Linked DNA regions of Homo sapiens: region 1 is linked to region 2. The links are chromatin loops, found by intact Hi-C in ENCODE. Cell type or tissue: pancreas. All regions are shown on one strand. Each heading gives the region's core, and the rest is flanking DNA. Links, peaks and the distances in the headings are about the cores only. Region 1 has its middle 26 kb from the start of PTPRF. Region 2 holds the start of SZT2-AS1 (SZT2 antisense RNA 1).

Evidence for each region. Peaks named below come from ENCODE experiments on the same cell type or tissue, not always from the same donor. Only the 100,000 strongest peaks of a DNase experiment are listed, where the experiment ranks them.
Region 1: a loop joins it to region 2, with 4 times the contacts of the local background. A loop is called at or near these places in 2 of 110 quality-filtered maps.

The regions. Positions count from the first base shown.
Region 1 is chr1:43,503,503-43,506,405 of GRCh38, reverse strand. No RefSeq gene overlaps it. Among named protein-coding and RNA genes, the nearest start is that of PTPRF, 26 kb to the left of the region's middle. In pancreas, for the core only: no CTCF peak of the experiment used is centred there; no DNase peak of the experiment used is centred there.
Region 2 is chr1:43,446,959-43,449,861 of GRCh38, reverse strand. It overlaps SZT2 (SZT2 subunit of KICSTOR complex), which reads right to left. Exons shown (of 72, transcript NM_001365999.1): 66 at 2,694-2,903; 67 at 2,164-2,317; 68 at 1,891-2,013; 69 at 1,378-1,783; 70 at 1,134-1,250. SZT2-AS1 (SZT2 antisense RNA 1) reads left to right here and starts at 1,218. Exons shown (of 2, transcript NR_046744.1): 1 at 1,218-1,759; 2 at 1,930-2,086. It overlaps MIR6735 (microRNA 6735), which reads right to left and starts at 1,323; the gene lies at 1,251-1,323. In pancreas, for the core only: no CTCF peak of the experiment used is centred there; a DNase peak (open chromatin) is centred at 1,552.

The DNA.
Region 1 (2,903 bases), core at 99-2,598, 57 kb before region 2:
ACAGGCTCCAGGACATCACCTGGAGCCTGTCCAGGGTGCTGGTGGTAATCACAGGGGTCCCCTGCGGGCCAGGCTGGGGCTGGCAAGAACATCCCTAAGGAAAGTTTCAGAGTTGAAGGCAATGGATGAGGGGAGGCGGGGAGGGGACGAGGGTGCTGTGGGGCTGGGCTGGAGCTGGAAATAGCATACTCACTTCTCTTTGCTGAAGACCACAAGTATTTCCATCAGGAGAGGGTGGGGAGATGAACCAAGGCCTCCTAGGGGACCTCTGGCTAAGGATGCCCAGGTTTTACACGCTGACTCTGAGAGGGTGTCAGGGAGGAGCTGGAGCACACAGAAAGAGAAGGCAAGGAAAAAAGGTCGGAGAGCAAGGAGAGGAGTGTGCAGCCGCTGTGGATGGGGAACTTGGGGGAACAAACTTGTGGGGAGCATGATGACTCCTGTGTCATCTCACAAAACCTTCAGTAAAAAGTCCACATTATGCGTCACTGCCTTTGGAGTTGGAATTTTGTTTATTTGGGATGCAGCAACATGCCGGGACAGTCCTCAAGGCTGTCAGGAGGAGCAGGCCCAGCCCGGCGCAGTCCACTCACCAGGCGACATGATAAGCCGGCGAGACCCAGAGAAGGTTCAAGTGGGGACATGAGAGAAGACCTTGTGCTTGGAATCCAAATAATCCAAATGAAGACCTCCTGTTTCTGCTCCTCTGTTTTCCAGAACAAACATGATTCCATGCAGTCCGAAAGAGGGCGGTTAGGACAGAAGAATGGCTACGGGATTCAGAGAAGGCGCCCAGCTCTTCTCTAGCATGGATGGGGAGTGCGGGCTGTGTTGATTTGGAGACCACCTCCAGCCGGACTGCCTGCCCTGGCCTGGAGAATATTTCAGGGGACCTGTGTCTGGGGAAAAGGGGATTGGGAAGCCCCCAGTGCCTGTCTTGAATTTGGTCCTAGGCCCATGAAGTGTGAGTCCTTCACAGCTATAAAGGATTCAGGAAAAAATGGAGGGACTCCAGGAGATCCTGGGAAAAGCAGTGGCCTTGAGCAAGCAATAAAGCCACTGCTGAGTGGAGGAGGGGCCCTTTCCAAGCCTGGCCAGTCTGTCACTGCCAGGACTCTCCGTCTCCAGGGCTGGCCGGCAGGGGAGCAGAAATGTCTCGGTGTGATGCTTGTGAGAGTAACAGGTGGAGGAATTGGAAGCATGGTGCTCTTGGCACCCCAGCAGTATCAAAGGCTGACACTCCTGGTGAAAGGCAGTTCCTATGTCTTTGCTATGGGTCTGTTATTAAGAAAAGTTAAGACTGGGCCGGGCATGGTGGCTCATGCCTGTAATCTCAGCACTAGGCTGAGGCGGGTGGATCACTTGAACTCAAGAGTTTGAGACCAGCCTGGCCAACATGGAGAAACCCTGTCTCTACTAAAAAATACAAAAAAAATTACAATACAAAAAAAAAATTAATTAGCTTCGCATTGTGGCAAGCTATTAGGGAGGCTGAGGCAGGAGAATTGCTTGAACCCAGGAGGCAGAGGTTGCAATGAGCTGAGATTGCACCACTGCACTTCAGCCTGGGTGACAGAGGAAGACTCCGTTTCAAAAAAAAGTAAGATGGTTCTGAACAACAACAAAAAATATTCCTTCTTGTTGCTGATATCTGCCTAACTTCTAGGCTTATTGCTCTCAAGTCTATCATACCCAATTCATATTTATAACAAATGTTTTGCACCAACCAAATAACATTCTCTTTACCATCTTGAAACAAATACATTAATAGGCCGGGCGCGGTGGCTCACGCCTGTAATCCCAGCACTTTGGGAGACCGAGGCAGGCGGATCATTTGAGGTCAGGAGTTCGAGACCAGCCTGACCAACTTGATGAAACTCCATCTCTATTAAAATACAAAAATTAGCCGGGCGTGGTGGCGGGCACCTATAGTACCAGCTACTCAGAAGGCTGAGACAGAAGAATTGCTTGAACCCAGGAGGTGGAGGTTGCAGTGAGCTGAGATCACGTCCCTGCACTCTAGCCTGGGCAACAGAGCAAGACTCCTTCTCAAAAGAAAAAAAAAAAAGAAAGAAAGAAATGCATAAATAATATTACCTACTATGTATATAGTTTCAAACATCCAACATGTTCAAATGTCAAAATATCCAAATAAGGGCCCGACAGTAACATAAAGGAGAAATAAAGGGAACATGATATAGGATGAGATCTCAATCACGACAGCACTGCAGACATCATGAAGGGGCCGCAGGCTTATATGTGGATGTACAGTCACTGAACATCACAGGCATAAACGCAGCCTGAGACACTGTGATGTGTTGACACGAAAATACCTCAAGGGGCTTTGTTCCTGGTGGTTTTCCTAAATGCTCAGCAACTATTGGAAAAGTTCTAAGCAAAACAAAGGTCACTCTTCCCTTGATCTACATTGTAGTTGCCGCGTTCCTGGAGAGGGGATCTGTGACGGAGTGAAGTGGCTTGGGGTACCGGCAGGACTTGGGGGTATGGGGAGCAGTAAACCCAGGTTCAAAACCTTCAAAAGATGAGAAGCCATGTGTAGACAGTCCCCCAGCACGCACTTAGAAAATTGTGGGGGACACTTTTTGGTGGTCACAATGATTAAAGGGGTGTGTGCCATTGGCATTTAGTGGTCAGGGGCCAGGGACACTGGATGCTTTGGGAGTCCGGGACGATCCTGCACAGTGGAGAATGACTCCATACCCTGCCTGACTCAGGAATATCGTGCTGGACTTTCATGCAAGCGCATGAACGGGCTTATAATGATCTGAATCTAGACCCTAACTGTGTTATACAAAAACAGTGTGTGGTGTCCTCAAAACCGTGTGGCCCTGGGACTTGGAGCCTCTAAACTGATGAGGCAAATGCCGAGGGCACTGCACATG
Region 2 (2,903 bases), core at 259-2,758:
CAGAGCCTGGCACACTGAAGCCAATCAACAGAGAGTGCTGTACCCCTGGCACAACCTCCTTGCCTCCTGTCCTGGGACTCCTCTCTGACCACCCCTGGGATTGTCTTGTCGTCCCCTTATGTCCATCTGCTCCCTAACGCTCTGCTTGGTGATCCATCCCGGGATGATTTGCTCTCCCAAGGCTTCAGTTACCGCCTGTTCACAGAGCTGCTGCCTAGGACTCTCCTGAGCTCGAATCCCTGATGCCCACAGACCTTGCAGACAGTGAAGGGCCTATGGACCCCAGACTCAGCTTGCCCCAAGCTGGGCTTGTCACCCTTCCCCAAAACCCACTCCTGCTCCAGCCTTCCCACCACCCGCAGGAGCACCTGCCTCCATTCACAACCGCCGACACTACTGCAGCCTCATCCTAACTGACCTTGGCTTCTCTGGGAGACCCTTCCTGCACCCTGAAATGAATCCTCTGCACAAGCACTGTGCTGCAGGACCCCTCACCTGGCTCCACCTCCTACTTTCTCACTTGAAGTCTTCTCTTGTAATGCCTCCTCTCTTGAACCTCAGCTCTGGCTGGGCCCATCTCTGTGGGCTCCTTAATGCCCTGTGCTCGTGTCCACCACCACAGTTCTCTCTACCTGTCCTTTACAGCAGTGCTTTCACGCCTCAGTGTGCACACAAATCACCTGGGGAGACTGTCAACCTGCAGATCCCGAGTCAACAGTCTGAAATGTGGCCGGAGAGCCTGCATTTCAGCAAGCTCCCAGGTGCTGCGGCTGCTGGTCTGTGGACCACACTTTAAGTAACAAGGCTTCAAAGTCCAAGGGGTCCTTTCTGGGGCTCCAGCCTACTGACAAAGTTCTGACAGCTCCTTGGGTTGTCAGTTCCAGAGCCTGGCCCTCAGGATCTCAAGCCAAGGCTTGTATTCTTGGTGAGTCTTTGAGGGCAGAGCTGCTCAGAGAATCACATGCTGTAGCTCGATGCCCGGTACTGGAAGGGTTTTACATGTATCTGTGTAGTCCCGTTCTGTCTAGGCCTCCCTCCAGAGCAGAGCTTGTTTGGTCAGGCTGAGGGGCACATCTGTTTGGTGAGGATTTCTGCTGTGTTTCCCTTTTCAGAGGAAGCTCAAGGGGACTTACCAGGTACTGAGTTCCCAAGTCTGGGCTTTGGAAATGGCGACAGCTCTGGGGGAAGCGGCTTAGGAGAACTTTGATCAGGCTCTGGTACCAGGAGACCGTCATGGATAGGAAGCAGTCCTGAGGGAGGAGCCACAGGCCTGAGTCTTCTGTGCCAGTCACCTCAGATTCCTGTGCCCTCTGCCCTGGCTGCCAGTGGAATTCCTGGCACCTATCCCAGCTCTTTCGGGAGCCCACAGTTCCTTACCAGCTGGGGGTCGATGTCCCCAATGGATTTGGCATGGACTGCTTCTAGGAGTTCCTCCAGCTCTGCCAGGGCCAGGCGCCCCCCTAGCCGCAGTCGATCAGGCCCCGGTGGCTCCAGCAAGAAGAGGCGCTTCCAAAGGGTGTCCCGACGGCAGTGCCCTCCAGCCAGCCGCACCAGCTGAGCCAGCCGTGCTCGTGCCATGCCCACCTCTGCAGCCAGTGGTGGGAACAGAGGAGCCGGTCCAGGCGCTAGAATAAGCCCTGAGGCCTCCCCAGGGCTGCCAGCTGAACTCCCAGGAGCCTCTGGCTCAGGGGGCAGTCTGGGTGGCTTCCGGAAGCGGCGCATGTCAGCAGTGAGCCTGGGGAAGAGCTCTCGCTGGCTGGTGAGCACCACGAAGAACTGTAGCCTGGGGTGGGGAGCAGGGCAGGAGAGTGGTGGTTGTAGCAAGAGACACACAGGGCAGGGTGGGGCAGGCTGGGAAATGGGCATGTTCAAGGTAGGGGATCTGCTGACCGCAGAACGTGCCGCTCAGCCTCTCCTTGCTCCTCAAAGGGTGCAGCACAGTGACAGACAAGCAGAGACACATCAAAGTCATCCTGGTGTCGAAGTCCCTCAGAGTCCAGGTAGGAGCCAGAACTGTGCAGGACGGGTTGGGGAGATGTCAACTCTGGGGTTCTAATAAAACAAACCTCACCCCTGCCCAAGAAAACATTGGTCTCCCTACTGCAAGTATGTCCCAACCCCAGCTCCTGCAGCGTGCATGCTGGATGCCCCTCTCAGCCTTACCTGTGCCATGCCGACACCAGGGCATACTCGTTGTGTTCTGGGCCCCCTGGCCGGGCCATTCGCAATGGCTTCATGTGGTAAGAGCTGGCGTGATCAGCCACGTAGTTGTATAGCTGGTGGGCAGCAATGAGTGGTGTGGGGAGCTCCAATGTCCCTGAGGGATAAGTAACAGGAGACAGCAGACACTAAGCCTAGGACAGACACACTGGTCTGGTGGGGCACAGGGATGGGAGTCTTTAAGGCTCTGACTGGCAGGCAGAGTGGGTCTGCTTTCCTTAGGAGCTCCTGCATTCCTGTGGAACACTGAGATGGGACAGAAGTGACTCAGAGGGCAGGGGACATGTGACATGGGGTCCAAACTCTGGTAAGAAACAGACACAGGACAGAAACATGGGGACGTGGTATGTGTGACATGAGATGATTAACAACATGGGACCACTTGTCCAGGGAGGTGGTCCCACCAGCCCTGACCTGGAGGCACCTGTGGCCTGTTCTTTTTTGGGTTCACTGGCTTGCCCTTGGGCACTGACCTTGGTAAATGTGATTGCGGCCAAAGTGGGGTCCGTCAGGGTGGTGGGCCAGGAAGTGTCGCAGAAAGGTGGTGAGGTGGTAGCCGTGCCGCAGCACCAGATGGGCACCTAGCACGTGCTGATGCACGAGGCGCAGATGGAAGTCATAGCTGAACGAGTGCACGTGCATCAGGTCCCGCACCTTGTCACACTCCTCTGTGAACAGCATGG